Linked DNA regions of Homo sapiens: all the other regions are linked to region 3. Evidence: chromatin loops called from intact Hi-C (ENCODE). Cell type or tissue: IMR-90. All regions are shown on one strand. Each heading gives the region's core, and the rest is flanking DNA. Links, peaks and the distances in the headings are about the cores only. Region 1 has its middle 220 kb from the start of LINC01938. Region 2 has its middle 390 kb from the start of LINC01938. Region 3 has its middle 280 kb from the start of LINC03000. Region 4 has its middle 35 kb from the start of LINC01938.

Region 1 (7,647 bases), core at 3,347-5,846, 1.4 Mb before region 3:
AAACGCTTGCCATTCGGACAGGTATAATTTTTAAAAATAAGCCTTTTTTCTTATCCACATATTTATGGTTTCCTGTGTTTTTTATCCTTTCAAGTAGACCTGCAGTTTCTTCTCATATCATTTTACTCAACTTGAGGAATGATGAAGAAGCTTAACAATTTCTTAATACTGTTGTCTTAAATTTTCTTACCTTTAGTTTATATGAAGTCTTTGTTTTACTGTATTTTTAAAGGCTATGGCCCATAGGTTGAGATTTCTATGTGGCTTTTTTCTCTTTGATCCTTTAAAATGGTCATTCCATTGCCTTCTGATTTATGATGTATCTAATAAGAAGTCAAATATTAGTATTTTAATTTTTCTCCTATATATAAAATCTTCCTTTTATTCTCTGTCTGCTTTTAATATTTCCTCATTGTCTTTGATTTTTGAAAATTTGACCAGAGTTAGATTTCCTTTTTAAAAAAAAACATTTATTATTTTTTAAAATTTCTGTGGGTACATAGTAGGTGTATATATCTATGGGGTGCATGAGATGTTTTGATGTAGGCATGCAATGTGAAATAAGCACATCATAGGGAATGGGAGAGCCCTCCCCCCAGGCATTTATTCTTTGAGTTCCAAACAATCCAGTTACATTCTTTAACTTATTTAAAATATACAATTAGGTTATTATTGACTATAGTTACACTACTGTGCTATCAAATAGTAGGTCTTATTTATTCTCTTTTTTTCATAGTATACAATATGCTTTTTGGGACTGTATTGTATATTTTACCAGATTTGGAAGATCCCTATTTTCTTTCTGCTTCTTCAATTACATACACAGTAGATAGCATAATTGTTTTTCCTATAATTCACAGATGCATACATCTATTTTCTAGTATTTTTCCTTTCTGTTCTTATGTATATTTCATGTCTTCTGATCTGTCTTTAAGCTTACTGAATTATTTCTTGTGCACTATCTAATCTTGACTGGCGCTGCACAGAAAAATTTTCATTTTAGATATTTTAATTCTTGGTTGTTGAATGGTTATTTGGTACTGTTTTGTATTTTTCATTTATCTGTTGAGCTTCTCCATTGGTCATTTATTTTGTATACTTTTTCATTATAACATTGAACATTTTAATAATAGCTGTTTTAAAGTTCTTGGCAGGTCATTCTAACATACACAGGATGTCTGAGACTATTTCCACTGACTACTTTTTCTCATAATGATGGTTCATCTTTTCTTTTGGGGGAGTGCAGTATAGTTATTATAGTGATAGTCTCAATCTTGTGGATACTATATTTTCAGAGTATAAATTATGTTTTATTTCTTTAACAGTTACTGAGTTGTACAGATTTATCCTGTTGAAGAGTGACTTTAAGCCTTTTTAGACTGAGTTTAAACTAGACTTACTGGTGAGGTTTGACCTTCCTATAGAATAGACTGAATCCTTGGTGAGTTTAGAAAGGCTTTTTTCCAGTCTCGATAGTCTGAAAACCAATGTCTTCCAGCAATGCATATTTATTTATTTGTTTATTATTTTCAGTTCACAGACCTTCAGTAGCTGTTCTCCGTCCTGTCTTGTAGTGTTTCACGTGCACATGAGTCACTGGCTAAAGACTTAAGTGTAACCTTATGCCAATTTTTAAGATTTTTTCTCTGAATGGATTTCTTGTCTCCACTATACTGTCCTACAGATTCTAACACCCTCAATGGCCCCAAATTTTGATTTCTATTTTCTCTAGTCGATGGGATCCTTGGTTTCTGTTTATTTGGAAACTTTCTCCACCTAAAAAGCAGCCATGAAAGTTGAATACGTCTTGTGCATTTCACACTTCTTAAGGATCTCCTTCATAAGCTGCCTATTATTCCATATCTGAGTATACTGTCTGCATAGATTTTGTCCAGGTTTACAGTGTTTATGCAGGTAAGACATTCCAATTGCTCCATCATAGTTAAAATTAAAATCTGTCCATATTAATATTTTTGGCATTGTTTCTGTCATGAGACATTTGACTTAATAGTTTCACCTCTTATTTGACTATTCCAGCTGCTCTTTAATACATTTCTCTTTTTGAAATAAAGCTCAGAGTTTTGCTTATGCCATATTAAATTCATATTGAAACGCACACTATAAGCCTTTCTAAATGCCTAAGATAAATCTAATAATTTTTGGCATGTGAGGAAAAGCAAATAGAAATTAAAATTATTTACATGCATTTTTCATTTAAAAAATTCCCTGAAAGTGAGAGACTATATTCTTTCCTAATTACTATTTGGCAATTGAAACAACTCAATGTCATACCATTTTAGAAAGAATAATACGTGAATGACAGGACTTTTAAGGGAACTACTGGTGGTCACTGTAAAATATCTTGAAATGTACAGCGTAAGTTTATCAAGTCAAATAAAAATCTGGTGGTGCATATGTCTTTATTGCCTGCCATGGTATATAGCAAAGTTCAAGAATCATTGATATTCATTGGCTGAGTGATGGAAATAAAGTCAAGAGCTCACACTACTGGAATACTATCAGTTTCTACAATAGAGGAATCATTCCTTATCCCATCTGTCAGAGCCTGCTCAGCAAGAATTTAGAGAATTTGAATGGAAGATGAAGTGAAAGTGACACAATGAATTCTGTGTATTATATAATACTCAGGTAATATGCCTTTATTTGGAAACGGGAGACTGAATCGAATCATAGGCTCAGCGTGGTGGCTCATGCCTGTAATTCCAGCATTTTGGGAGGCCAAGATGGCAGGATTGCTTGAGGCCAGGAGTTCAAAGCCAGCCTTGTCAACATAGTGAGACTGTTTCTACATAAGAAAAATGAAAAAGAAAAAACTAGCCAGGTATGATGGCATGAGCATGCAGTCCCAGCTATTCAGAATACTGAGGCAAAAGATCACTTGAGCCCAGGAGTTCCAGGCTGTAGTGAGCCATGATTGCGCCACTGCACTCCAGCCTAGGCAACAGAGCAAGACCTTGTCAAAGAAAAGAAAAAAAAAAAACCCAAACAAACAAACAAAAATCCCCAAACACAGACCCATGTACACGAGAGCTATAGAAAATATAAAAATAATGATAATATAGCCCAATTCCTTCTTTTAACAAAGGAGAAAAGCAGGATAAGAAAGACATCATAGCCTAAGAGGGACAGGAAGTTTGGTGTGAGATAGTTCTAATATATAATGTTAACTGCACTACTTACTAGCTATACTGAATCACACAAGTCCATTAATATCTCCAGGATTTAGTTTCCTCATTCCTAAAATGTGTGCTGCACTGTTAAACTTACAGACTTATTATGAAGAAGAACACTCAAGTACTTGGAATTCACTTGGAAAGAAGTCCAAACTTTAAAAAAATTATATTTTCTTTCTATTTTCTTTGCCCAAAGACACATCATAAGTAATTGGCAGTCAGCTTCACAATTCAGACCCAGTGTTCTTTTTATACACACACTGTACTCCACAATGGATCAAAATCTTTTGCTATTTAGCAACTCGCCAATAAAGGACACAGACAAGTGATACAGGTATACATATTTCTAATACGTATACGACAAAAATAGCATTATATAGTGAAATTGCAAAAATTTTGTCGCAAGAAAAATTTTGAGTACTTTTCAAAGGACCTACTTCTACGTTTACAAACAATTTTTCGTGTCTGATTAATGAGAAACTTTGGAAACAATTTAATCTATCCAAGGATGTGAATGTTAGTTTCTATTTTTCAAGCCTGATTACAGAAGAACTTCTAAAGCAGTTTAATCTGTTCAGGGATGCTAAACAAATATGTCAACATTCATTTTGCATTTATGTCTGTAGCAGTTAAAGGAAGAAATGTGGAAATACACAGAATTTCGTATTTTCTCTCCGTCTTTTCTTTTTTAAGAACTAAGAGACTCCAGTGCATTTTATTTTCTATAGAGGATTCAAACTCCTAACTGAAATAAATTCATTTCAGATTGAAGTTTTTAGTAGCTTTACCAAGCAGTTTATGGGTTGGCACTCTGCCACAAAGTGATCTATAACCTCATAGTTCACTATTATGCAAATACAAATTTGGCAAGAAGACATGTGTTCTATGATTTTTCTCTAAGGATAATCACAAATTTCAAATTTCAAATACAAAATTATGCTTGACATTTAATTTGAACATGGCTTACTTTTAAAAATAAATAATATAAAATCTGTCCTGTTGTACTTTGGTTGAGAAAGGGTTTTTCTTTTTGTGTATTTTCAGGTTTAGTGCTTTATATCTGCAGGACATATGACTCTCAGACACATATACTTACATGTGCCTGCTGGATATATACATAATTTTGAAGCTTCTCTTGAGAGAAACATAAGACATTGTTTCAATAGAAACAGAGCAGGTTAGAAAAATTATTCTCAGTCAGTAGACACGTCTCAAAATTGTTAAAATTCGTATGTCCAATCATCATTAATTATACAAAATGAGGCTGACAAGCTCACATGCATTCAACCGTGTTGTACAGGGAATTATTACTGATGAATGACAGATGAAACGTAATGAAGATTGGATGTGAGTAATTAATCCAGGAAAGGTCCACTTTAGGAAAAAAGTTGTTCTTTCACTCTTCTTAAACTTAGCCAGTAGGGGTCAGCACAACAGCTGTGGTGGATAACATTTCCCTTTGCTCTTGTATCCACAGAGCTATTCTGATGTAGATATGGCCCATTGTCAAATCTCAGTGGTGTCAAGTCATGCTGAACAATAGTTTTAATAAGTTTTAATATCCGGAAATATACCAAACACTGTGGACTATTTACAGTTTTTCTAACAATCAAATGCCTTTATTTCAATGGTCTGGGTAAATGAAACAAACTTTATTTCAATGGTCTGGGTAAATCAGCACACACATTAAACAAGATGTATTACTTAAAATTCTTTGCAAGTTTGTAGATTGTTTTTGGGAGGATTTTCAATATCAAATTAAATTGCATAATAAATCACCTCCAAAGAATTCACTGAGTTTATAATGTAGAATAATGAAATGTGCAATATATGAAGTGAAACATCTCATATTTTAACCTTTATGCTAAGTGAAAGTAGCAGGTAGAGGTAGAACTGTGTTTATAAAAGTGTTTTCCTAAGGTATTGAGAGGAAAATGCAGGCCTAGTGTGACATATTATTTATTCCCTAGACTCTGTTTGCCACATGCCAAGTAAAATTCACTATATTGCCAACTTGGTTGAATTTTCTCTCACTGAAGCAGTCAGGGTCAGAATCATATGAAAGAATGCCATTTGGTATGGTTTAAAGGATTTCAAAGGCCAATCCAAAAATATATTCTCCACTTCATATCATTGTAACTGACATTGCAATCATTTCTAAGTCTCTGTGCTAAGTTGATTGCCTATCCATTCACTCATGTTTCCAATCGTGTAACCATTTATTCATTCACTGTCCACTCATTCAGACATACATCCATTTATGCCTCAGCACATCTATTTATGCCTGTATTCGTTTTTAAATTTAACAAAATTTGCATAGTGTGCTTGCATGATGAGGGATATAGCAAGAAAGCAACAACAATAACAAAAACTGCCAAAGTCCCTGCCCTCATGGAACTTAAAGTCTAGAGAAGGATTCGGATAGTAAATAAATAATTTTAATGTAGCATGTTCAATGAAATGAAATGTACAGTGCATCCAGGAATTGAGAGACAGCGTGAAAGGCCTGCGTAGAACTTCTTGATGAAAAGATGTGTAAGCTGAGGCCAAGAAAATGGTTATATGGAACCAAGTTCAAGGAGGGAAGACATGGGTTGGGAGGAAAAAAGACAGTCAAGATTTCTGTAACTTTTTTCAAACTATCTATATAATAATCATCATCATCAATGTTGACTGTAGTCTTCTCTATCCCTGCAATATCAAACTATTTCCTTAAATACTAAAATTAATTATGACAATCTTTATTTTTACAGATGAGAGGACAGGAGAAGAGAGGTTATATGGTTATGTGTCCAAAATCATGGCCTGTGTGGTTTTGATCCTGTCATCATGTTGCTAACTGGTTATTACAGAAAACCAAATACCACATGTTCTCCCTTATATTTGGAAGCTAAACAGTGAGAACACATGGACCCAAAGAAAGGAACAACAGACACTGGGGCCTACCTGAGGGTGAAGGGTGGGAGGGGACTGAAAAACTACCTATTGGGTACTATGCTTATTACCAGAGTGACAAAATAATTTGTACACCAAACCCCCCTGACATGCAATTTACCTATGTAACAAACCTGCATGTGTACCCCGAACCTAAAATCAAAGTTAAAAAAATAAAAATAAATGAAATCATGGCCTGAACAACTCTGAAGCCCACCATTGCCACTCTTTACCACTGGCCTCTTTTGAAAGGCTCACAATATCGAGTTACCCTAAACAGCCAAGCCTGATAGTTCTCTGGCTTTTACATTCATTTTCTGGCAGGTTTCTAAAGTTATACAAGTCTAGGATTGTAATGTTAGGCCCTCGAAAGCAGGTGTATGTGAGAGCCTACTCTATCATGGTGTGGTATAAGGGGGAGGAGGTTGGAGGGATTCATATGAATTCTGAGGGAAAGTAGGGAGGTTTTAGGCTGGAGGAATAGTGTGAGCTTAAGAGAAGTACTGTTCACAATGGGAAGTATAGAAAGATGAAACAAAGCCACACCTACCTACTTGTTTTGCCTTAAGCATAACTGCAACTTAAACAGTCTACTTTCTAATGGAAACTGGTTGGTACTACAATAGTACACTTTAATTGTAGTGAAATACAGCATTTTCTACACTAACTTAAAATTTTCAAAGACACATAATTTAACGTAACACCAAACAGGTAAAAACTAATTTAGGAGAAACCTAAATTATTAAGACATAATGAATTCATAGATATAGGTGTAGATAATACAGCTATAACAATAGCTATGTATAACATATATGTAGCTGTAAGATATAGATAACATCATGAGCTACGTAGATATCAGTTGCATAGTGGAATGAGGAGAGCCAGCACACCCTGATTGAAATTCTGACTCTTTTACTTTCTAATATTTGACTTTAGGTAAATCATATCATTCCACCAAGCCTCAGTTTTCATGATTGTAAAGTGTAAATATAAATTCCTATCTGAAAGAGTTTAATTAAAAATATAGATAGATGTAAGAACATAGTTCAGTATCTATTATCTTTGTAACATTCAATATCTGACAAATAATATTATTACTGTAAATTTACCAGCCTTCCACTGAGCAAGGTGCCATCAACCTTAATGAAAGTAAGCGTATAAAATAAAATATTTGCAACATTTCCCTTTACCTGTCTCATAAACATACATAATCCCTGTCTCTCTTATATATATATATGCATATCCAGAATATATGAGGAACTAGGATTCAATAGAATAAAGACAATTGATCTCATAAAAATATTAAAAAATGAACATCAAATTTATCAAAGGAGAAATAATTCAAATGGCTAACAAGTATAAATGATTGGAAAAATGCAAATTAAAACAATGGAATATCTGAATGAGTGAAAATACCTAATGTTGACTCAGGCATAAAGAAATCAACTCTCACGTATACTTGAAACCCAATTTTTAAGTATCTATCAAAAGTTTGAAAGCACATTCTCTTTACTCAGCA
Region 2 (7,647 bases), core at 1,821-4,320, 1.6 Mb before region 3:
TATACAGGTCTGTAAGCCAGAGAATGCAAGAAGACTCTGAATCAACATGGTGTATTTCCATTTCTCTCTTCAGTTTACATACCTAGGTTCCTGGTTACAGGTTCATTTCCTGTCATGAGACATGCTTCCTTGGGAACATGTAAGCAGCTTGGGTATCATGCTTTCTCACAAGCAGAGAGAAATCCTGGCCATCCTGCCTCCATCTTCCTTTCTGTGTTCTCCACTGGGGTATGCAGACTTAGAAAAATGAGAAGCTGATGATAGTGACACGAGAAATGGAGCTGGTTTTGATTACAAAATGAATTATATGAGAACTCAGTCACATGCAGGTTAATATATAATCCTTCAAAAATGCAGACGATTTGGCAGTGGTGGTTTAAATTGTGTGAAACAGTTTTCTCTATTGTCAAACTTCTTAGAGACATCAATGTGGTATATGTGTAATGGATTCTCTGTAAAGTACAATATGTAGTATTTCATTGTACTTTGTTAAAGAAAAAATTAGTCTGGCATCTGTTAAAATGATAAGGAAGGGTTATTCAAGATTCTAGAGTATTGCAATGGGGGCATTGTGACAGGGGATTGAGATTGAGTTCAGCTTCTGATATAGGAGAGGTATCTTAGGATTTATAGCCAACAAGCAGAGTGAGAGGGTCAGTGAACGAAAAAGCACGAAGATGAGACATCAAGGGTCTTAGCAAGATTATTGCTGAAATCAGGCCAGGGCCAGGGTAATCAGATAACAAAGGTAGAGAATTCTTTCTTGCTTTTTTTTCCTTTTATGAGACAGGGTCTCACTCTAACACCCAGGCTGGAGTCCACTGGTGCTATCATGCGTCATTGCAGCCTCAACTTCCCGGGCTCAAGCAATCCTCCCACCTCAACCTCCTAAGTAGCTGAGACCATAAGCACATTCCACCAAGCCCAGCTAATTTAATTTATTATTATTATTTTTTGTAGAGACAGAGTCTTACTATGTTGCCCTGGCTTGGAATTCTTGCTAAACCAACTTAGCAGGATTCTTGCTACAACAGAACTGGGTGGACAGAAGACAGGAGTGGAACCAAGGTCCAGGCATACTCGAGAAGAGAGCTCAGAGAACCCTAACTAAAGTTTGGTCAAGGAGAGAGTCTTTTTAAATGTACTTGACGGAGAGCCCTTTTGGTGGGCCTTTGCTTTGGATTAGTTGCCACAGAATACATTTTGGAAGACAATGCCCTAGTACATTTATCAGACAACCAGACACACCTTAGACATTGGTCTGCATTGATTCTACTTGCCAGCCTCAGAATAGGTGATCCCAATTTAGAGACACAAAGTTATCCTCGTGTCAGACTATTAAGATTACATAGGTAGGGAAAATAAACAATAGATTTAGCTTGCCTTTTGTTCATCTGAGATTCCTTCTAGAAGAATCTTTATTTTTCACTTATTCACTGAATAACTCTGGGTAAGCCACTTAACCTCTGGGTCTTCAGTTCCTCATTGGTGTAATAAAAAGGTTTAACTGAATGATCTCTGATGCCCTTTCCATCATAAAATAATACCTATTACGTTTTCTGTGCTTCTGTATATCCAATTAATGTTTTACAAAGAGCAGATTAAAATGATCAGTTTTCAGTGCCATGGGCTGGGGAGAGGAACAAAAGATTTTAGACAGGAGAGGAAGGCAAGTGTCAATTTTTGATCTCTGCTGACAAAAGATGTATTCATTCTGGTTACAGAGAAATTTTCTCCAAAGTAGGCTGGATGCTTTAAAAATAAAGGAATTTGTTTCAGGATGTAAAACTGAGGCACAAGCATGAAACATAAGTCCTAAATGAACTGTAAATAGGGGATATTCACATTTCTCAATGAGAAGGAAACTATGCCATATCTGCAATCCAGTGGTGTTAATTCATCACAATAAAAAAGAATGTTGACATGCAAAGTCCTGTATGAATAAAGGTGTAGACTTTTTTCTTTTTCTTTTCTTCTCTTTTCTTTTCTTTCTTCCTTTTTCTTTTCTTTTTTTAAAAGACAGGGTCTTGCTCTGTCAGCCAGGCTGGAATGCAGTTGTGCAATCATAGCTTATTGCAGCCTGGAACTCCTGGGCTCAAGCAATCCTCCCACTTGAGCCTCCTGAGTAGCTAGGACTACAGGCATGCACCACACCTGGCTTATTATTATTTTTAATTTTTTTTTGTGTGTGGAGGTGGGGTCTTGCTATGTTGCCTAGGCTTATCTTGAACTCCTGGCCTCAAACAATCCTTCTGCTTCGGCCTCTTAAAGCACTGGGATTACAGGCATGAGCCACTACACCCAGCCAACATTCAACTCAATGAATTAAATTTGCTCGGAAAGCTTATTTGAAGGAGAGAAGTTGGTGAGTGAATTTCCTCATGGAAGGCCACTCTTTTGTCTTTAACTTTCAAAATCAACATCTCACATTTACAGTAGGAATCCCTTACTTGATCCTTTTTTAAAAATGTTAATTAAAAGTGGAGAAAAACATTCACCTTCACGCCTGTTTATCAATGTAGGTATGGATAGACATAGATGAATTTTTTAACTCAGAAGCAAGATTTAAGGCAAAGGCACTTACACTCACACCCTCTTGTTTCTGTAAAAAAAAAAAAAAAAAAAAGGTTACAATTTGATTACCATTTTATAGTAAAATCCAGAGTTACAGCTGGAAGTGACCTTCAAAATAATTTCCTTTAACTCCCTCATTTTACAGATATGAGCATGGAGTCTCAGAAAGATCAGAGTCCACAGCTGGTGAGTGGCAGAGTTGGGCGCAGAGCCCCCACTTCCTGACCCTGGGTGCAGGGTGACTTTTGACTCACCATAAACCTAACAGGAATTAGGCCAGCAATTCTTAGAAGGCCTAACACAGGACTCACTCGTGGAATCAGCGTGCATTTGTCCCATGGAATTTGTTATCTCCAATTGTGTTCCTGTTATGGGATTTGTTGTCCTGTTTTCTGACTCCGCACTTGATTTGCAATTCTGGGCTATAGCAGTATGCTTCCCCAGAGTACTGAGCAGTGGTCAGTGAATTTAATCTGTCTCTCGCTGTGATCTGTGAGCGAAGTTGTTACAGCTCCACCTAGTGGACAAATTCACAGAGAGGGGAAATTGCAAAGGGGATGCTGCCCGCTGAGGACGAATCTGCAGGCGAGAGGGCAGAACACATCACAGAGAGGTTAAAGCTGCAAAAAGTTGTACTGACAACTGGCTGTAAACTAAAGGCTGTTGTGGAGAAATCAAAGTATAATTATTAGAGAGGGGGAGAAAACATCAGCTTTCTCATTACTTCAAGGACCTCTAGAGATTTTTATAGCTTCTGGAGGATGCTGTTAGGTATGAAGAAGGACGAGTCAGAGGATGGAATTAATAGAACTCACAAATGAAAACTAACTCTTGGAATTTTTCTAAAAGTGCACACAGGCAAAATTTACTCAGCCTCGGGTGTCTGACTGGCCCCCAAGATTTCTTACGGCCCCAGTACAGTAGAAAGGCAGATGCTGAACGGTGGGCTCCAGTCTTCAGCCATAGTTAGTTAACCCCCTCTGCCCTCTCAGGTTCATAACACGAGCTCTGGGCTCAGTGCTTCAGAGGATCCCTTGTTAGTTTATATTCACTGTCTGTCTTTTGTTGTCTTTCTAAAGAGACATGACCAGAAGCCAAAGGATTGAGTTAATATTACACCATCCCTTGAAAGCAGAAGTAACACTGTCTCTAAAAAATATAAGCCCCAGAACATAAGTGCTATATGTGTGTCTATGTGTGACACACATAGACAAAAAATTAACCATCTCTCAAGATAACTGTTCACATTGATTCCTTCCCCGCTTCTCCTCTATACCCCTTTCTTACATCTTAGCTTTCCATTACCAAGGATCCCAGTAGCTTTTATGGTATTAATTTCCACTCTATGCAAACATCTCTGGGACATATTGCTCCATGTTAAGTACAACTGCTTTCTGAGAAGAACTGACAAAACAACTGCTGCTGATTTTCCTTTATTCAAATCAAGTTTATCTTTTTTATCTTCTTATCAACATCTATACAGTATGTTTTGAAAGCTTTTGCATCGATAGCAATTTTAAGAATGTCCTTGACATTAATGACTTCTATATTTGATCTCAGATCACATTCTCTTCTGAAGAAAGTGTATAATGCTCTAAGGCTGAGTTGGCATAAACATTGCAGAATCACAGGTAAATGACACCTGGAATGCGGCATACATTCAATAAATACTTATTGAATTGAATTGGAAAGACAGTTTGTGTTTTAATAGATGTGATTTGCATGGTTCCTCAGGCTGGTGGTTGAGCAAATGAAGTGAGAACCTCAGAGAGCCAAGACCTATACCTTATTGCTAACGACTTTGGAGTTTGTGATCAGGAGCTCAGATCAAGCCAGTTTTGGCCCTAATTTGCTATGTGAACACAAGTAAGTTACCTGAACTCTTTGCAACTCAAAGTCAAACTGACTACAAGTTGAGAAGAGAAAGAAGAGTATATAATTTAGAATTTTCTGGTCCTAATAAGACATGTCGAGTTCTTAGCATAGTGTTACAAACAGTATTGCAAGCTCTTGAAGAATCCTGGCTATTTGTAGATGCTAGATTGAGGAGCTGAATTTTTTTTATCAAGAAAGACTTCTATCAAAGGCTTCTCTTAGAAAGGATGGTAAAATAATGAGAACAGAGGTAATTGACCAAGGATTATGGATTATTCAACTAATTATAAAGTACTCTGATGAACTTCTTTTTTTAAAGCAAATATTTGTATGTGACATGAGTGTGAGAAAAATACGTAGGCAAAAATGAACAAAACTTTGCATTAGACATTAGAGACTAAAAGAAGCTAAAAATGCACATTACTGGCCGGGCGCGGTGGCTCACGCCTGTAATCCCAGCACTTTGGGAGGCCGAGGCGGGTGGATCATGAGGTCAGGAGATCGAGACCATCCTGGCTAACAAGGTGAAACCCCGTCTCTACTAAAAATACAAAAAATTAGCCGGGCGCTGTGGCGGGCACCTGTAGTCCCAGCTACTCGGGAGGCTGAGGCAGGAGAATGGCGTGAACCCGGGAAGCGGAGCTTGCAGTGAGCCGAGATTGCGCCACTGCAGTCCGCAGTCCGGCCTGGGCGACAGAGCGAGACTCCGTCTCAAAAAAAAAAAAAAAAAAAAAAAAAAAAATGCACATTACTAAGGGAAAAAGAAAAAATACATAACAAAGTAGCAAAATGCCCGTATCACAGAGAAAATTAAGAAATCTATGAAATAGTTGCTGTTGGGCAGAAAGAAATGTGTAATAAATTCTAGATACCAAGAAAGAATGTTAAAGACAGAGAAATCTGGAGTAATTTGCGTTGAGTGGAGGTGTCAAGGACATCTCACAGGATAGAAGTTTTGGAACCAGAAGCATTACATAGATTGGTAGGGAAAAAAAAATCAAAGGGTATCTGGGAGGTTTGTAAACATACCAGCCATGTTTACTGCGGAAGTAGGTTGTTTAAGAGATCGATAAGGGAGATCCCTTGGCCTGGAATTCCATGCTTACATAGTTGCTGCTTTCATAAACCAAACATTGTGGGCAGTAAAGGGATGCAATTTGAAGTCGTGATTTGGTCAGTGTGGTAGGCAGAATACTGGCTCCCCAAAAGAATGCTCGCATTGTCATCTCCAGAACCTGTGACTGTGTTATGTTACACGACAAGGAGGGATTAAGGTCGCAGATGGAATTAGGTTTGCTAATCAGCTCACCCTAAAATTAGATTATTTGGGGTTATCTGATGGGCCCAATGTAATCATAAGGGAAAAAAGAGGCAGAAAAATTATTGTCAGATAGATATGATTTAAGAAAGTGCTGGGTTTGAAGACAGAAAAGAGCAGTGAGCGAAGGAATGGTGAGTAGCCATAGAAGCTGGGAAGGGCAAAAAAACATTTTCTCCTAGACTTTCCAGAAAGAAATGCCGCTCTGCCAACATCTTGATTTTAGCCCACTGATACCTGTATCAGATTTCTGACTTGCAGTCTATAAGATAGTACATTTCTGTTGTTTTCAGCCACTGAGGGTGTGGCAATTTGTTAACAGTAGCAATAACAAACGAATACAGCCCACCTTTCTTGTTCCAAGAGAGTGAATGCAGGAAGCCCACACCATTGGAACATAGTTGTAGCAAAACACCTAGATGGGATTTAAAAATAAAGGAGGTGGAATTAGAGCAGAGAGGATCCTTTTTTTTTTTTTTTTTTTTTTTTTTTTTTTTTTGAGACGGAGTCTCGCTCTGTCGCCCAGGCTGGAGTGCAGTGGCGCGATCTCGGCTCACTGCAAGCTCTGCCTTCCAGGTTCACGCCATTCTCCTGCCTCAGCCTCCCAAGTAGCTGGGACTACAGGCGCCCGCCACCACGCTCAGCTAATTTTTTGTATTTTTAGTAGAGACAGGGTTTCACCATGTTAGCCAGGATGTTCTCGATCTCCTGACCTCGTGATCCGCCAGCCTCGGCCTCCCAAAGTGGAGAGGATCCATTTTAATTGCTAAGAGTTGAAGTACCTTCTGTCCTCCTAAGAGCACCCCAGAATAGGCTTAACCATCCTCAAGGATAGGCTTTCAGGGGATGCGCTGTCAGCCCCTCTCATTACGTGCTCATGGTGACCTGTGAGTTCAAGAATCGGGGCAGATAATTTTGACAAAACGCAACCAGAGAGGCTGACCCTGGATGTCCCAAGAAGGAGGACTTATATATAGTAACAACAGCAGTAGGAGGACGCAGTCATCAAATGCATAGAATTTGCAAATTGTGGGGGATAGGAATGTAGCCCAGTCAGAAAGGCAAAGGGAACAAAGATTGCAGAATTGGGCCTTTCTTCTTTCCAGTGGAAAGAGCTCAGCCACCGTGTGTAGAAATTTTGGAAGGAAAAAAAGTAAAAGATTTAGGTTGGATTAAGTTTTAGTAAGAGAAATAAATTGACCAGCTAGAGTCTATTAAAATGCCTGCTCTGATTTACTTCTGGGGTTTATATACCAGCTTCTTTTCTCACAAACTCAGGGCTTTATTCTCTTAAAGCCCAGAGAGATTAATCTGTAAAGCAGAAATAACAAAAGGACCTATGTTATAAACTTATTGTGAGAATGGTACCTTGTCAGGCACTGAGCATAGTGTCTAGCACAAGATAAACTATTATGATTGTTGCTATTAGATCTAGCTAAAAACTCTCATGAATACACTAGACAAGAGTGATTCATAGTTAAAATTCTATTTGCATTTTAGAGCTTTTCATAGCTATATGACCCCCTCAGACTAGAACAATGTTTCTTAAACTTTAGTGTGCACTAGAAACACTGGAGGGCATGTTTAAACAGATGGCTGAGCCCTACCTTCAGAGTGGAGGGGACTAAGAATTTTTCTGGTTTTTTTTTTTTTTTTTTTTTTTTTTTTTTTTTTTTTAAGACAGAGTCTCACTCTCTCACCCAGACTGGAGTGCAGTGGCCCCATCTCGGCCAACCACAATCTCTACCTTCCAGGCTCAAGGGATTCTCCTGCCTCAGCCTCCTGAGTAGCTGGGATTACAGGCGTGTGTCACTACTGCCCAGCTAATTTTTGTATTTTTATAGAGATGGGGTTTCACCATGTTGGCCAGGCTGGTCTCG
Region 3 (7,647 bases), core at 3,407-5,906:
GTAATTACAACCAAAATTTAAATGATGACTTCTGCCAGAAACTGTCAGATCTTGTGTTTAGACATTGTGATATGTGTAGCTGAGAACTATTTTCCTAAAACCAAATTAACACTACAGCATTTTTTTCTGCTTTAACATATGAATGAGAACAAACGAAGAAATAAGAAAAAAGTGACAAATTTACATACTTAGATATTCTCAATTTCTTCTACAACTAAACTAGCACCATCCTTGAAAGAGACAAGGAGATAAAGCATTAGAAAGAAAGAGAGAAGAAAACAATAAATCTCAGCCAAGAAATTACCTGAACTATGGTAAAAACACAGACCTAAAAACAGAAGACATTGTGTAAGCTCTGAAATTGCACATAAGACATTTGCCTCACAGTGCCTTGTTCTCCTCATCAAATGGTGCTAGCAGAATTAGTAACTACTCGCCTCAGTTGATGTATAAAGTTTAGAAAACCTGCAAACTTTTAGGTGATAAATTCTCACTCTTGAATCTCTCGGCCTTTTTATTGTGCAGCTGGCTATTGAACACCTAGAATCTAAGATAAAAAGTGCCAAAAAACTGAAAAATCGAGATAAATGGGTGAATTCAACATTTTTAAAATAAAAATTAATATAAAATCCATAATAATGAAAATATCAAAACTTTAGAGATCGGTTCAGTGTTACTGATTTTTCATTTGCTTCAAGCTCCATAATGGAACTGTATTTTTTTACATTAATTTAAACTTATTTAAGATATTGTATTTAAATATCATTTATCTTGATGACTGGGTTTTTGATGTTTGTTACGTGTTGTAACCTAAGCAAGTTCTTCCCTCACCTCAGCCTAGCCCCTGCCCTGTCTACCAACGAATCTCTAGGGATTCTGAACAAATCAGTGTCTGTGTTATTGATGCTTGGGGCTCATGCATCCAGCCTTGCAGAACTTTAGCTTCTCCCCCAAGACAGCTAGCTTATCACAAAAGTTTTCAAAAGGAGAAAGAAGGCTTTTCCTTAAGAAGAAATCTTTTACCAATTTTATTTTTCTCCATCCTGCTATCATATATATATATATATATGTGATAAAAGCATAAGATACATGATAAAGGTCAAAAAGAATTCCTTTATGAGCCTTTCTCCAATATGAAATTGATAATTTTCTCTCTTCTCATTCACTTCATAATGGCGGCTAACAATTCTAAGGTAACAGAAGTAGCTTTATCTCTTTCAAGTTACTTTCTTATTTTTAATGGTGACCTTTGCTCTGAATCCTTCATCCTTTCTTATAGCAAATAGTTAGGGGTTTTCTCTTGATCTGTAAGGGAAAGGAAATACAAGGAGCTAGACCATGGGAGGCTCCTGAGGTATATCTGTGCTATAGAGGAGGAAAGACTGGCCCCGGTATTGCTCTTATAATACTAGTGATTAACAGTGAAACTAGACGCCTCCTTTTTCCTATACCACACAGCGTGCTTCTGGCAGTGACACTAAAGCTCTGCTTCTTAATTCCCTGAAAGTCACCTAAACTGCAGGCAACCAGAGATACACACCTCTCCCATGCACTGAATGATTTTTCTGAAGCTTCATGCTTTTGAATTTGCTGGAATGCCCTTCCCTTCTCTACCTGCCATGGTCTGAATGTGTGTGTGTGTCCCCAAAATTTGTATGTTGAAACCTAAACCCCCAACACAATAATAATAAGAGGTGGGGCCTTTGGGAGATAATTAGATCATGAGGGCTCCATGAATGGATTAGTGCCTTTATAAAAGAGGCTTTGGAGAGCCCGCTGTCACCTTCTGACACATGTGAATACAAGAAGAAGGCACCATCTTAGATGCAGAGAGCAAGTCTTCTGACACTAAATCAGCTAGCACCTTGTTCTTGAACTTTGCATCCTCCAGAATGGTGAGGAATAAATTTCTGTTGTTTACAAATTATCCAGTCTAAGGCATTTTGTTACAGGAGCCCCAGTGGACTAAGACTTTATCTCACAATGCTCTTCAATCCTGTGAATTGGCTCAAAAGTCTCTCTTTCGAAGAATGTGTATTGACTTCTTATTGCTGCTGCAACAAATTACGTTAATACTAGCTTATTATCTTACAACTCTGGAGGTAAGAAGTTCAAAAATGGGTCTGGCAGGGCTGCATTCCTTCTGCAGTTTCTTGGGGAGAATCTGTTTCCTTGCCTTCTCCATCTTCTTGAAACCATATACAATCCTTGTCTCTTGGCTCCTTCCCTGTTAAAAGCCAGCAGTATAGCATTATAGCATCTTCTCCTTTCTCTCTCCCTCTCTCTCCCCACTATTATCACATTGCTTTCTCCTCTCTGATTTTATGTCTGCCTTTTATAAGGTGTTTCGTGATTATGTGAGACCTACCCCAATAATCCACGGTATTCTTCCCACCTCAGGACCCGTTTGTCACATCTGAAAAGTTTCTTTTGCCATGTAAGGTAATATATTCATGTGTTCCGGGGTAGGTGTTGGGAGTAACATTATTCTATCTTCAGCAGACCTTCACTGATTTTCTGCCATTGTAAAACTTTGCTGTCCTCTGGCCACCACAAAACCTTAACTGTGTGCCCCCTCAGAGCCAGGTACAGGCGGTTACCCAGGGCGTTATCTGTAAAAGATGTTAGAACAACACTGTAAATGTAGTAAGTTGGAGAAAATTGTATTTGCTGGAAAACCTCCAAAGACGGAAGTCTGTTTCGTTGAGGGAACACTTGGGTAAGCTATTTAGAGAAGACGGAGGAAGATGAGACTCTCAAGAGGCATCTCCCAGGAACAAAATGGCCATGACACTACCTTCTAAAGAGGATTCTTGTTTTGCAGAGAGGACCTGAGACGGCCAGGGCCATCTTTCTCTGCCTTTCCATCCATGAGCTCAAATTCCTTCCTAAACAAACAATGAATACACATTTAGACAGTATTAGTTGAAAGAGAAACCAAACCTCAGCCAGCACACAGGACCAATGTATCCCAGTTGGGCATCTATCTACATTTTAGCAGATATCACTTTGTTATAAATTTTCTCATCTGTAAAATGGGGACAAGGGTATTTCTACATAAGTTGTTGGGAAGATTAAATAAGTAAAATGTTAAGAACAATGCAGTACACATAGTGAATGCTCAATAAGCCTTAACTATTCTATTGGATATAATTGTGCCTGTGTGAAGGTCATGTGGTTTGATAGACTGTGCAGCCTCCAAATCCCAGAGTTCATAATTTCTGAAGTGGCTAGAACTTTACTGTTCAATAAAGAAGCTAGTGGACACATTTGGCTATTTACATTTAAATGTAAATAAATTTAAATTACATAAAAACGTAAAATCCAGTTCCTCAATCACACTGGCCACATTTGAAGTGCTCAGTAACCACAAATGGCTAGTGATTATCTTATTGGGCAGCACAAATATGGAAGGCTTTTATTATCACAGAAAACTCTTTTGCATAGCACGTTCAATAAACGCCCCAGTGTCAAGGAATATTGTAAGGTTTTTAGAGAGCTGGAGAAAGCTTAATATACTCGCAAAATCATACATACATGGCAGTCATAGCTCTTTCATGGTAAATTTAAAAACCATAATAGATTTGAAATCAAATAAGCATGGCATCATTAACTCTGTGCTGAATATATAGTTGGGCTTCCAGGTTTCTGATGTTGTGATGAAAACAATTTGTTTTGACCTTCACCTTCTGTGGACAGCCAATCCAAAATGATTATCCTTCTTGTGGTAATGACATCATTTTCTCATAATCTTAAAACTCTGGCTTAGATCAAGTAGGTAAGAAAAGAGGGCACTTATAATTCAGGTCATGTTCACATTATCAGGGATGAACAATATGCTTTAATATCCTGAGTCTAACATATCGCTTAACTTACTCTAACATTTTTCTTTCTGTTCTAACCACATATTCTCCATTCTAGCCCCAGTGAAAGTGCAGAATTTATACCAAGGCCATCAGCACAAGGAGTTCAAAATGTACTCTCAAGCAAGAATGACAAGCATGTCACCACTCCAATATTCCATACCCACAGCCAATATTGCTAATCAATCCATAACATTCTCTCCATTGTCTTGGATGCGGCCTCAGAATCCTTCTCAACACAAGACTCCAGGTAGCACCCATCAAACAATTAATATTTCCATTCGAATACGGACAATGACAAGTAGTTGTCATTTCTGGGTCAAAGAATGTTTACTAGATAGAAAGAATCAAAGAAACAGGGGAAAGTCAGTTTTCCCATTTAAACAATGCTACTTTCCTTAAGGCACAATCAGGGTTTCGCTTCGCCTCCCTTTTTTAGTATAAGAGAAATGCTCTTTAACCAAGAATTCAGTGGAGCAACAGTGCCACCCAATGGCTGGTTAGATTAGTTTTGCATTTAACTGTTACCATCTTAAGAGAGAAACTGTCTTTCACTCATAAAAATGGGAGCTGGAATTGACTATTAACTGTTTAAGCTGCTATTCCCGTTTTCCTGAATGATAGTTACAGAAAAAGTAGGGGGAGTTCTGAGAAATGGGAATTGTCTTGAAACAAAAATCTCAGCACGTTTCTGTTATCAAACAGCTCAACAAGAAGAAAGGTTCCAAGTGAATTTACAAATGAACAGGACAGATTTTTCACTTCTTATATATAAAGGGGTAGAATGGGCAAGTTTCCCCACCCACCTCCTTGCCCCAGAGGTGAGCGTGGTTCTTTCTTTCCTATTTTCTAATAAATCACTGTGCTAAACGTCCCCTACTAGAAACATTAGAGTAGGTATATATATTGCAGCATTTTATATGCAAAAAAAGAGTGTAGAGGCTATGACAAGTGTTATAAATAGAAGTATTATTTAGTTTAAAGGGAAGCAGAATTTACATTTCCCAAATCGGAGACCACTCAAGCTTTGAGATTCAAGTAAGCAAAATAAATCTGAGCTTTTTGCACTGTGAAATCGAAGTTCTAACTCTATTAATAGAAGAGGTGAGTAATAGATTTTCCTGGTCTGATGGTGGTGGGATTTTATTACCCAATCTTCGTGATCTGCATAGTTCATCAGCCACTTTTCCAACGTGAGGTGACAGGGAGTCCCCAGGCACTAAGGCTGCATGTTGCTAAGTGCTGGGTTTTTCTCTCCCTTGGAGGGACTTATTTGAAGTTCTGGAGACATCCTCACAGGACTTAAGCCCAAGGAAAGCAAAAAGCCTGCTCTTCCTTTTAACTTCCAATCAATCAAAATGTTCACAGAATATATTTAAAAAAAAAAAACACGTTGATATTCTTTAAAAAAATTCCAGCAAACAGAATGAGTTGGTGCTAGGTTGATCTGATAATTTTTAATGTATAAAGAAGTTACACACAAATATTTATTACTGTTTACTAGGGATTGCTATGATTAATGACTTTTGAAAAAAATCAAATTTCCAATCTGCTGTTAATTTATGGTCAAAGGGCTTTTGCCCAGAACTTTTTAACTCAACCTTTGTCCTCTGGTTATTTTGGTGAGATGAACTGTGTTTTGCTGATAAATATGATTGATTGAAAAAAGACTCTGGCCTTTAAAGAGAAACTAGCAGGCTGAACAGAGGCACACAGCAAATATTTTATGCAAAAGCCAAAAATACAGTGCTAGTGAATCTGAGAAGAATATTCAATTAACTTCAGGTTTCTTCATTGAGTCAGTAGGTAGGAAGTTCAATTATAAGAAGTTTCATGGGTTATTTTAGTATTTTTTAAATAATTGTAATTTATTCTTACAGTGATGAGATTGTATGAAGTAGTTCAATGAGAGGCAAGAAGATGTGAAGCGTACATGGGCAAAATTTTAGATCAGCGGACCTGTGAATGAATCCTAGTACAGCCAGAAATGATCCATGTGAATTTGTGTAAATTACTTAACATCTATGAGCTTCAATTCCCCAGCCTGTTAAATGGAACACCAATAGCACAAACCCATAATATCATTATGAGGATTAATGAGCATGGTGTATGGTGAGAGAAGACAGAATATTCAGAGGGAATGTCTCAAGTCAGCAATGGAACTGGAGTAACAGGAGATGAAAGGAGAAAGGAAGATTTGCAATCCAATAATGATAATTATTTTGGAATACTGACACATCCTTAGGCTTAATGTAAGTGGCCAGAGACTATAAACTAATAGGTCCGTACAGCCAGTGGTGGTCTTGCAGATATGTCTTGTTAGATGACAGTGCTTAACTTTGGAATGTGTTTACTTGGAAGAGGGTCCTATATTTGCCATTTGCCACCAATGGTCCCATCATTTTCTACTGTGCTCAACCCATCTGGATTCTCTCATTTCTATCTCTCTGGTCTCTCCTGGCTTTGGACTTTTTGACCTGTGTTTGGCAAATAAAAGAAAATAACTGTTCGAAATGAGTCCTGAGATTTCAAATGATCAATTATGTGGCAGAATTCATGTTATACTCCCTAAATTGACTGGCAGAGAGGTTTCAGCTTACATGCCAGCTCTCTTGATTGGCGGCAACTGCCCCAAATGTGTGTTACGAAGCTTCTGAGGCTGCTGCCAAGTTCAGTGTTCTAGAGGGCAAGAGATAGCTGTCCTATGTCCTACTTCACTTGTCCTCAGAATGCAATCCACTGAGCATAAGCAACATATTATTTGATTTTTTCCTATGCCATTTAATATGGTAGTCACCAGCCACATGTGGCTACTAAGCATGAGAAATGTGACTAGTCCAAGTTGAAATATACTGTAAGTATAATATGCACACCAGCTTTCAAAGGTTTGCTACAAAACATAGAGTGTAAAAATCTCATTAATAATTTTTAATATTGACTATGTGGTAAAAAGGTAATATTTCTGATATATTGTGCTAAATACAATATAAAAATTTACCTTAAAAAACTTTTTAATGCAGCTGCTAGAAAAATTCGAACTTACATATGTGCCTCAAATTATATTTCTGTTGAATATTATTATATATTATATATCTTAATATATAATATAATGATGTAGTAATAGTAAAAATAGTTACTGGCCTTCATATATTATTTGTGCAATTTTTATTGAACTACAGACCCCGCCAAAGTATTATTTGGGTCCAAAAAATAAAAGGAGATAACTCTCAAAAGGAAAAATGATGAAAATTTCCAGTAGAGATTCTATTTATTTTTTAAATTCAATTTTCTCAGTGTTTTTATTGTTTGATTTATTTATTTTTCATTTGTATAAACTTATGGGGTACAAGTGTAATTTTGTGAGTTGCCTAGATTGTAATATAGTGGTAAAGTCTTTTGACCTTTTTTCTCAATGAAATTCTCAAAGTGCCTTCTTCGCCACACACAAACATCAACTGAGAATCACTGCTCTAGAAAGGGTCAGCAAACTAAAGACGATGGAAAAACATCCACCAGCCACATATCTATGTTTCCACCATATTGTCTATGGCTCCTTTTGCATTATAATGGCTAGGTTGACTAATTGTGACAGAGAGGATCCCCAAGGGGTCCTCAAAGTCCAAATTATCTACTGTCTGGCCCTTTACAGAAAATGTTTGCTGACCCCTGCTCTAGAACAATAATTTGAAATGGGTTTTCCTAAATTAATCCTCATAACAGACATTCAGGTCAGTTAACAGATGCAAAAAATTGCTTAGGAAGAAGTTTGGATCACCAGTGTTAC
Region 4 (7,647 bases), core at 1,997-4,496, 1.2 Mb before region 3:
AAATACTCTTTTTTTCACCTATCAAATTGGTAGTTAGTAAAATGTTGCTGATATACTGTGTTGAAAAGAGACAATAAAGGCACTTGCATATTGCTTGTGGGAGTGTCAAGTTATCCAGTCTCTCTGGAGGGTGACCTGGTGTTTAGTAGCAAAGTGAGATGCACAAAATTTTGGATCTAGCCCTTTCACTCCAAGAATTTATTCTACAGATATTATCACACACATGCTACTGTTGAATAGGCAAATGTGTACACTGAAATATTGCAAAAGCAATCAATAACATGGATTATGTTCTAGAGTGGTATAGTGTGTCACTGTTAAAAATAGGGACACAAAATTGTGTTCTAATATAAAAAGATATTATAAAATATTTTAAAAAGTAACAGTCATATGAATTTCTAGAGTATTTTATCTTTTGTATGGTTGGGGAAGGGGAGCAGGAGGAGGAGTTTCTGATAAATATTCATATTTGTTTGTGAGTACATTGTCTCTGAGAGGAAATACCAAATGCTGCAAGCAGGATTTGCCTCTGGGGAAGGTAGCTGAGTGGCCAGTGTAAAGAAGGAGGTTTATTTTTGACTATGTATATATTTTCTATCTTTTAGATTGTGTATCAATGGCATGTATCACCCATTCCCCTCTCTGGCCTCAAAAAAAAAAAAAAAAAAGCGAGTATTACTCGTATGGCAAAAACAAGATGGCAGGAAGCTCAACCATGGCTATACAATCAGAATTACCATGGACCTTCTAAAAATAGGTTTATCAAAGTTTTACCCTAGAACAATTAAATCAGAGTATCTGGGTGGGGGGTTAATTTTATAAATATACACACACAAATATATGTGTATATATATGTATACATATATGCATAGAATATTCAATACATATTTAAAAATGCTAATTATATATAATTAAATGTTATACATATAAAACACACACACACACACACACACACACACACACATTTAAAGCTACCCTGGTGAGTCGAATATGTAAGCTGAGTTGAAAACCACCAGAATGGAATAATCAGTGAATCCTTCTTGGAGAAGACAGGACTCACTCTGAACTTGAAAGCTGGGTCATCCCTAGAAAGATGAATATAGACTGACTGAAATTTAGATTGCACTTATACATCTTGAGGCATCCAGCTAAATGAAATAAAAGCAGATGGATACTAAACAGGCCTGCTAAAAGAAAAAAGAGAGAAATAAACAAAAGCAGGATAAGACAGCTAGAAGAGGAGAGATAGGAGATTTACACGTGACTGATGATTCTTTGAGTAAAGAAATACAAGACATTTGTGATATTTATTATAATCATTAATGTAGGATTATTTGATACTTTAGGTGGCATGATAGTTAAGATAAATATCTCATTACTTATTTAAAACTATTGATAAATTTCAATACATACACGAACATACTTCTAAGCACTATTGACTGCATGCTACATCAACATACTTTTTGCAAAATGCTGCAGAAACTCTGACCACTGTCAAACTAACAAAATCTCACTGATATGTTTTTTTCCAGACTGGAAAAGATGACACTTTGCCAGGCAGGGGCTATATTTTTCAGCACAGAGTAAAACCAAAGGTGATGGAAGGGTACTACACTTAGTCTTAAGGTTGCAGATACACACCAAGTGTTTGACATATTGTATCACTGAATATTTTTTACTGAACTTTAATGTTGTTCCTTTAGGACGATTTTGACAGTCAGTAAAATTCAAGCCTATGGATAGATGTTAAAAGTAAATTTTTTCCTCCTATCCTTAGGTACATATATGAACCATTTTCAATTCGTATATTTAAAAGACTTCTGAAATCTGCCTGTGGCTATGCCCTGGAACACCTAGACAAATTTTTAGGTGAGAAATTCTATGAATCTGTTTACTGTAATTCCCTTCTGTGGGCAAGAAGTGGTATTGAAATCATGCCACTGTATAACTAATTTATGCCTCAATGATAAATTTGACTGCCTGAAAAAGTCAAGTTATTTAACTTTATTATGTATTTGAGGGAGAAAGTATTTTCCAAAATGCTCAGAGTAGAACTTGGCAGTATTATAGTCACATTTGGTCTTCAAAATATTCACCTATGACACTTGCAGGCAAAATGGTTATCACTCGGGAGAATAAAGTAGAATGACGAGCTTTTAAAGTAATGCTTACTGTGTCAGGCTGGAAGGGACTCATCCTTCTCTAAAGAACTCATCTTCTCTAAAGAGAAGAGATGGCCTAAAAGGTCAAAGCAGTTTCTATGTGCCTTGAAGTGCAGGGTTACAAGTGGACAGACATACACTTCAAGGACCCTCTGAGACGTTAATGTCCTATAATACTGATGTCACCTGCAGAAAGACAGTCCTAGGGGCTGTGCTGGAGACAGAAATCAAGTGATACAAGGTAAGACTTCTTTTCAGTAGAAAAGTGAAGATACGGTTTGCAATAATTAATATCTCGTACTGGTTCAGACTCATTCATTGCTATCGGAGCATGAGTGGCCATAAATATTAGTTGCATAAATTCAGTGAAGGCATCTGTCCATAATGAATGGGATCTGTCCTAAAGTGATCCAGAAGATATAAGAGCAACGCAGAGAATAGATTTCTCTGTGGCCTCTCCTAGAAGAACTTTGAGTGTCAGAACAGGTGAAAGGCAAAAACCTTCCTCTGGAAAAAAAAAAGTGCTCCTTGTCAAAATTTATTCTCTTCTGAAATAGCCAGAGAGAATATTACCTAACAGTTTTACAATCCCCTGGATTGTAACAAACCTATGACTTTTAAAAACTGTTGCTTGCTTTTTTAAAGTCCTGTCATTGATTTTATTTCAAAATTGTATTCTTTTATAATCACCACCATTTTAGAAAATGTGTTTAATCAAAAAGTCTACTCTAAGTGTCAGGACAAATTTTATAATCATGTTGTGCTCACCCCACCCCTCACTTCCCTGCACACACACACACACACACACACACACACACACACATTTTTAGCATAGTGATACAAACTCTTCCAGGGTAAACTATCAGATAACAGAGGTTGTCAGTATTCTTTAAGATAGCCTTTTGAGAATGTAGTCATTTTAGTTATCTTAGTTTAAGATAAATCTGCCATGAGATTATTCATTTTTCACAAAGTTATTTCTACCATGAATCTCCTGCTTCATCTGAAAAAAAAAATCTATGGTCATGTGTTTCAACACCAAGAAATACACCTATTTCTGTATGAGGACAGGCATTACTATTCTTGTGGTCATCATGAGAGTCATAATCCATTCACCCACAACACTTTTCAAAAATAGCTTCTGCAAATCATCAGTTCATGCTAATTCATGTGGTTTTCTGAAATATTTATTCCTGTTACTCCAATAACATGTTACATAGGTTATGTGTTTGTATTGATAAAAATAACAAAATAGTAAGTTTTTTGTATTTGCTATCTTCCTGGGGAATTCATTTAGGAATGGGCAAGCAGGAAAACAAACACCACTAGATGTCGCTATAAACAGACCATTTTTTTTTTCTGATAGATTTATTTTCTTGCATTTCCAGATTTACCAGACTGGGGGAAATTCTTTCTGGCAGTATTGATTCCATCTAATCTCTGGTTTGTTTAGTCAAAGGTTATGAACTGCTAAATTTACATTCTTTCTTGTGTCCCTTTGCACATCTGCAAAACAGTTTTTGTTAAGGAAAAATCACAGCACAGGGATTTTAAAATTGTCACCATTTTATTAATTAGGTGAGGGTGTCATGCTGAGTCAGTCAGTTTGTTATTTCTTAAGGAAGATCTTGTAGTGAGTTTGTCTCTCATTAGAGAACTGGAGGACCAGACAGATTAATGCACATGTGCTACGACATTAATTAGAGAATCAGATTGTTCACAGAATAGATAATTTGATAGTGACAATGGAAAGAGCAATCAGCTGAGCGTCTTTTAGAAAGCATCTAAGGGGCTTGAGTTGAGAAGAAAGTCCACTATGACTTACTCAAGTTAGATGTCAAATGGACACTAGAATGATAAGATCACTGAGTTACAGAGACTTTAGAAGTTTTCTAGTTTGTTTAGGTTTTTCGTATCTCTTTCCATTCAAAGCAGAATTTTTTCTATAAAACCCCTGAGCAGTCATCTTTAAGAGCATATAATTTGTGTCTCAGTGGAAGTTTCAGCAATTATACTGCAATTATATTTCTTTGTGCAAATCTGCTTAATGCATTTTGGCCAAGAAAGGGATATACTGCAACCAAACTATCCCGCAAATTGTAAACCACATTTAAAAAAAAAATATGTCACATTAAATTGACTTACACAAACCAAGTCTTAATTGGAAATATCAGCAATCAGCTGCTAAAAAGTCCTTAATAATAGACTGGTGGAGTTCGAATAACAGCAGCGACTGAGTATCAAACTTCCTTGTTAGCTGACATTTAAAAATTCACATTTTAAAAATGACATTTAGCAGACGAGATGATGATGCAAATGAAATCTATATTTAGGGAGGGGTGAAAAACAGCATCTAATTTGTAGTGATTATATATTCTGTTCTACCTGTGGAAATTCTGCTCAAGTTTCTCTAGTGTTCTTTATAAGTATCTCTTTCTCTCTTCCTCTGTCCTCTCTCTGCTCTCTCCCTCCAATTCATTCTCCTTCCCCCTGACCCCTCCCCAGCTGTCTCTTCCCTTCCCTTTTCTCTCCTTCTTCCTCCTTCTCTGCAATGAGAAGCTAAGGACATGGAGAAAACATCTGTAGTCATTCCAATCAACACACAACCAGAAGACAACCAGCACCAGGCCAGGCATGGTGGCTCATGCCTATAATCCCAGCACTTTGGGAGGCTGAGGCAGGAGGATCACCTGAGGTCAGGAGTTCGAGACCAGCCTGGCCAACATGGCGAAACTCTGTGTCTACTAAAAATACAAAAAAAATAGCTGGGCATGGTGGTAAATGCCGGTATTCCCAGCTACTCGGGAGGCTGAGGCAGGAGAATCGCTTGAACCTGGGAGGCAGGGGTTGCAGTGAGCAGAGATCATGCCACTGCACTTCAGCCTGGGTGACAGAGTGAGACTCCATCTCACACACACAAAAAAAAGACAACCAGCACCAATTGCCAGTCACCCGATGAACTACCTTAGACATAGGGACCAGTGAAATATACTCAACCCAAACTCCATTTGACTGAAAAAACAAAACCCAAGCTAGAACCACCCAAATGATCTCACCCAATTTACAGAACCATGAGAGATAATAAGTTGTTATTTTAAGCTGCTAAATTTTAGTGTGTTTTGTTATGTAGTAGCAGGTAACTGGAATATAGTCAATTTGTTTTTGAAGGAAAAAGGGGAAAGTTGTAAGAACATCCATAGACAGATAACTTGAAAGGAAGTCTCTGAGCTTCTGACTTACGCCTAACGTTAGCAGGATATTCTTTTTCTCAACCTTTCACGTGGGATTTTCTTTCTATTGCACGTGAGCTCTGAGTTATGTTTTCCCTCTTCATTTGTCATTATTATCAATTTTCCTTTCGTGCAGTCATTTTTACATTTCACATTCATTCATTGTCATTGGTTTGCTCTTTTATTGCAATTTTGAATCTCATTAAACAGACTTAAGACCAATGAAGTGCTCAAGCATACACACACTTAAAAATAAGCTTTAGGTCCGTTTTGTAAATCTGTATGTTGGAGAAGGTTGAGCAGCAAAGAACCCCAATTTGCCAAATGATGTGTAGGAATATAGAACCCCACACCCTATCTCAGAGATGCAAATTGACGTTATTTAAACAGTAATTTCTAAGCCTGAGAGTGCATCCAAATCACCTAGAGCTCTATTAACATACACATTCTGATCTGGTAGGATTGAATTTTGGCCTGAGATTCTGCATTTCGAATAAGCCACCTAACAAGGCCAAACAAAAGTTGAGTGGCAGAATTCTAGGATGTTTCAGTTTTCTATTATCTTTACCACCATTCTTTACCCCTCTTTGTTCTCCGTCTCCATTCACATAATCACACGAGCTGGAGCAGGATATATTGCTTTACATGCACTCCAGGAAAAGAAACATTGAGGAAAGAAATAACTTAATTTCCTGGCAAAGTTTTTGCTTCCTCTTTGCCCCACACACTTCTCTTTCCCAGGTACTTTCAATGACTTCCTTGCACCTGCAGTTTCCATTCTGATTTATTCTTATCACAATAAGAGCCATTTAAAAATTCTGAAGCTGAACCAGAGAGTGACATTATACATTTATTTTCAAGATATACTGGGCTTAGCACTGGGAACAACCTCTGACAAATGTTGTTTTACAGCGGCAGTGTAGGGGGAGGGGTGTTACCTGGTTGTAATTGCTTCTATTTGCACACAAAATTTTTCCCGCAAATGTATTTTCCCCATTCTGGTATTTTCCCATCCTTTCATTCTCTTCCAGTTGCACCCTGGATCAACCTGTCATCATTGCTTCTCTTTACTCCTAAAAAGTGCCACCTTACCAGGAGGCCTACATCTGTTCTTAGTGATACTCAGTCCCTTCTTTGAAGTTTAGCTGCTGGTTCTCTTAAAATACAGATAAAGTTTTGTTATGTGACTTACAAAACCCTGAATAATCAGACTCTGGATCCTCGTCTCTTTTTATACTTATTTTTATTCTTTATCTTCAGCCACTCTGGGTATTTTTAATGCTTTATAACTGATATATTCCCTCCAGTCACAGGGTCTTTGGCAGACAGTTTTCTCTGCCTAGATCTCTCTTCTCTCCCTCCCTCCTTCATTTAACAAACTCCTACTGTTTCTTTCCATGTCAATTCAAAACTCTCTCTCTCAAGGAATCATTCTCTGTACATAGTTAAGTGTGGTTTCTTATCACCTCACTCTCCTTTCTAGCAATAATATAGCTCTAATTTGATATTTATGTGCATAATTCTTTTCTTTTTTTTACTAGAATGGAGATTCCAGGGTTTGTCTGGTTTTATACACTATAGTCTCTCTAGCTCTGTGCTTAGTGGCTGGAACCAAAAAATAGTGGCTCAGTAAATACTTGTTAAAGGAACAAATACATTTGAAGCCACCCATTCTCATGTGCTACTGTCACCTTATTTGCATTCATCTGATTCACTATTTTGTTTGACCTGGCTTCCTTTGAGCCTTACTCCTGTTTTGCCAAGAAAGGCATAAATGAGGATCGGCCTCTGTATTTAGTGATATCTTGGTATGTGTTCTTGAAGAAAATTCTTCATCTCTCTAATTTTAAAATCGTTCCAAGATGCCATGTTCAGTTTCACTGGCTTGTTCTGTGACTCAGAAATCACACAGTGCTCTCCTAGTCCCACTTATCTGGATCCAGGTCTCTAGCTCTCACCTAAGTCTATTCTGAATTATCCTCCTGTAGTTCTCATTCTAACCCAAGTTGCAACCTTACTTATAAGAACCTGCTGATGCCTCTCATCCTGGCACTGCAAATAATCAGACCAATTTCAACATTGCCTGGGACTTAATATCAAGGCTTTCTAAAAGGAAAACAGAGAAAGGAGATTGCTATCTTCAGGTTGGAAGATTTTCGTTTCCTTTGGTAGGAAATAAATGGACAATAAATCAACACTATTAAGAGGCCTTTAAAGGGAAACAAATGTCAAGAAGCCTAAACTCTCCATGCAGC

The links. A loop is a pair of places that touch in the nucleus more often than their neighbours do. Peaks named below come from ENCODE experiments on the same cell type or tissue, not always from the same donor. Only the 100,000 strongest peaks of a DNase experiment are listed, where the experiment ranks them.
Region 1: a loop joins it to region 3, with 28 times the contacts of the local background. A loop is called at or near these places in 9 of 110 quality-filtered maps.
Region 2: a loop joins it to region 3, with 4 times the contacts of the local background. A loop is called at or near these places in 2 of 110 quality-filtered maps.
Region 4: a loop joins it to region 3, with 7 times the contacts of the local background. A loop is called at or near these places in 38 of 110 quality-filtered maps.

What each region holds. Positions count from the first base shown.
Region 1 is chr5:165,455,047-165,462,693 of GRCh38, reverse strand. No RefSeq gene overlaps it. Among named protein-coding and RNA genes, the nearest start is that of LINC01938, 220 kb to the right of the region's middle. In IMR-90, for the core only: a CTCF peak has its summit at 4,618 (motif pointing right); no DNase peak of the experiment used is centred there.
Region 2 is chr5:165,625,861-165,633,507 of GRCh38, reverse strand. No RefSeq gene overlaps it. Among named protein-coding and RNA genes, the nearest start is that of LINC01938, 390 kb to the right of the region's middle. In IMR-90, for the core only: a CTCF peak has its summit at 3,091 (motif pointing left); a DNase peak (open chromatin) is centred at 3,067.
Region 3 is chr5:164,009,972-164,017,618 of GRCh38, reverse strand. No RefSeq gene overlaps it. Among named protein-coding and RNA genes, the nearest start is that of LINC03000, 280 kb to the left of the region's middle. In IMR-90, for the core only: a CTCF peak has its summit at 4,353 (motif pointing left); a DNase peak (open chromatin) is centred at 4,338; H3K27ac peaks cover 181 bases.
Region 4 is chr5:165,205,159-165,212,805 of GRCh38, reverse strand. No RefSeq gene overlaps it. Among named protein-coding and RNA genes, the nearest start is that of LINC01938, 35 kb to the left of the region's middle. In IMR-90, for the core only: a CTCF peak has its summit at 3,477 (motif pointing right); no DNase peak of the experiment used is centred there.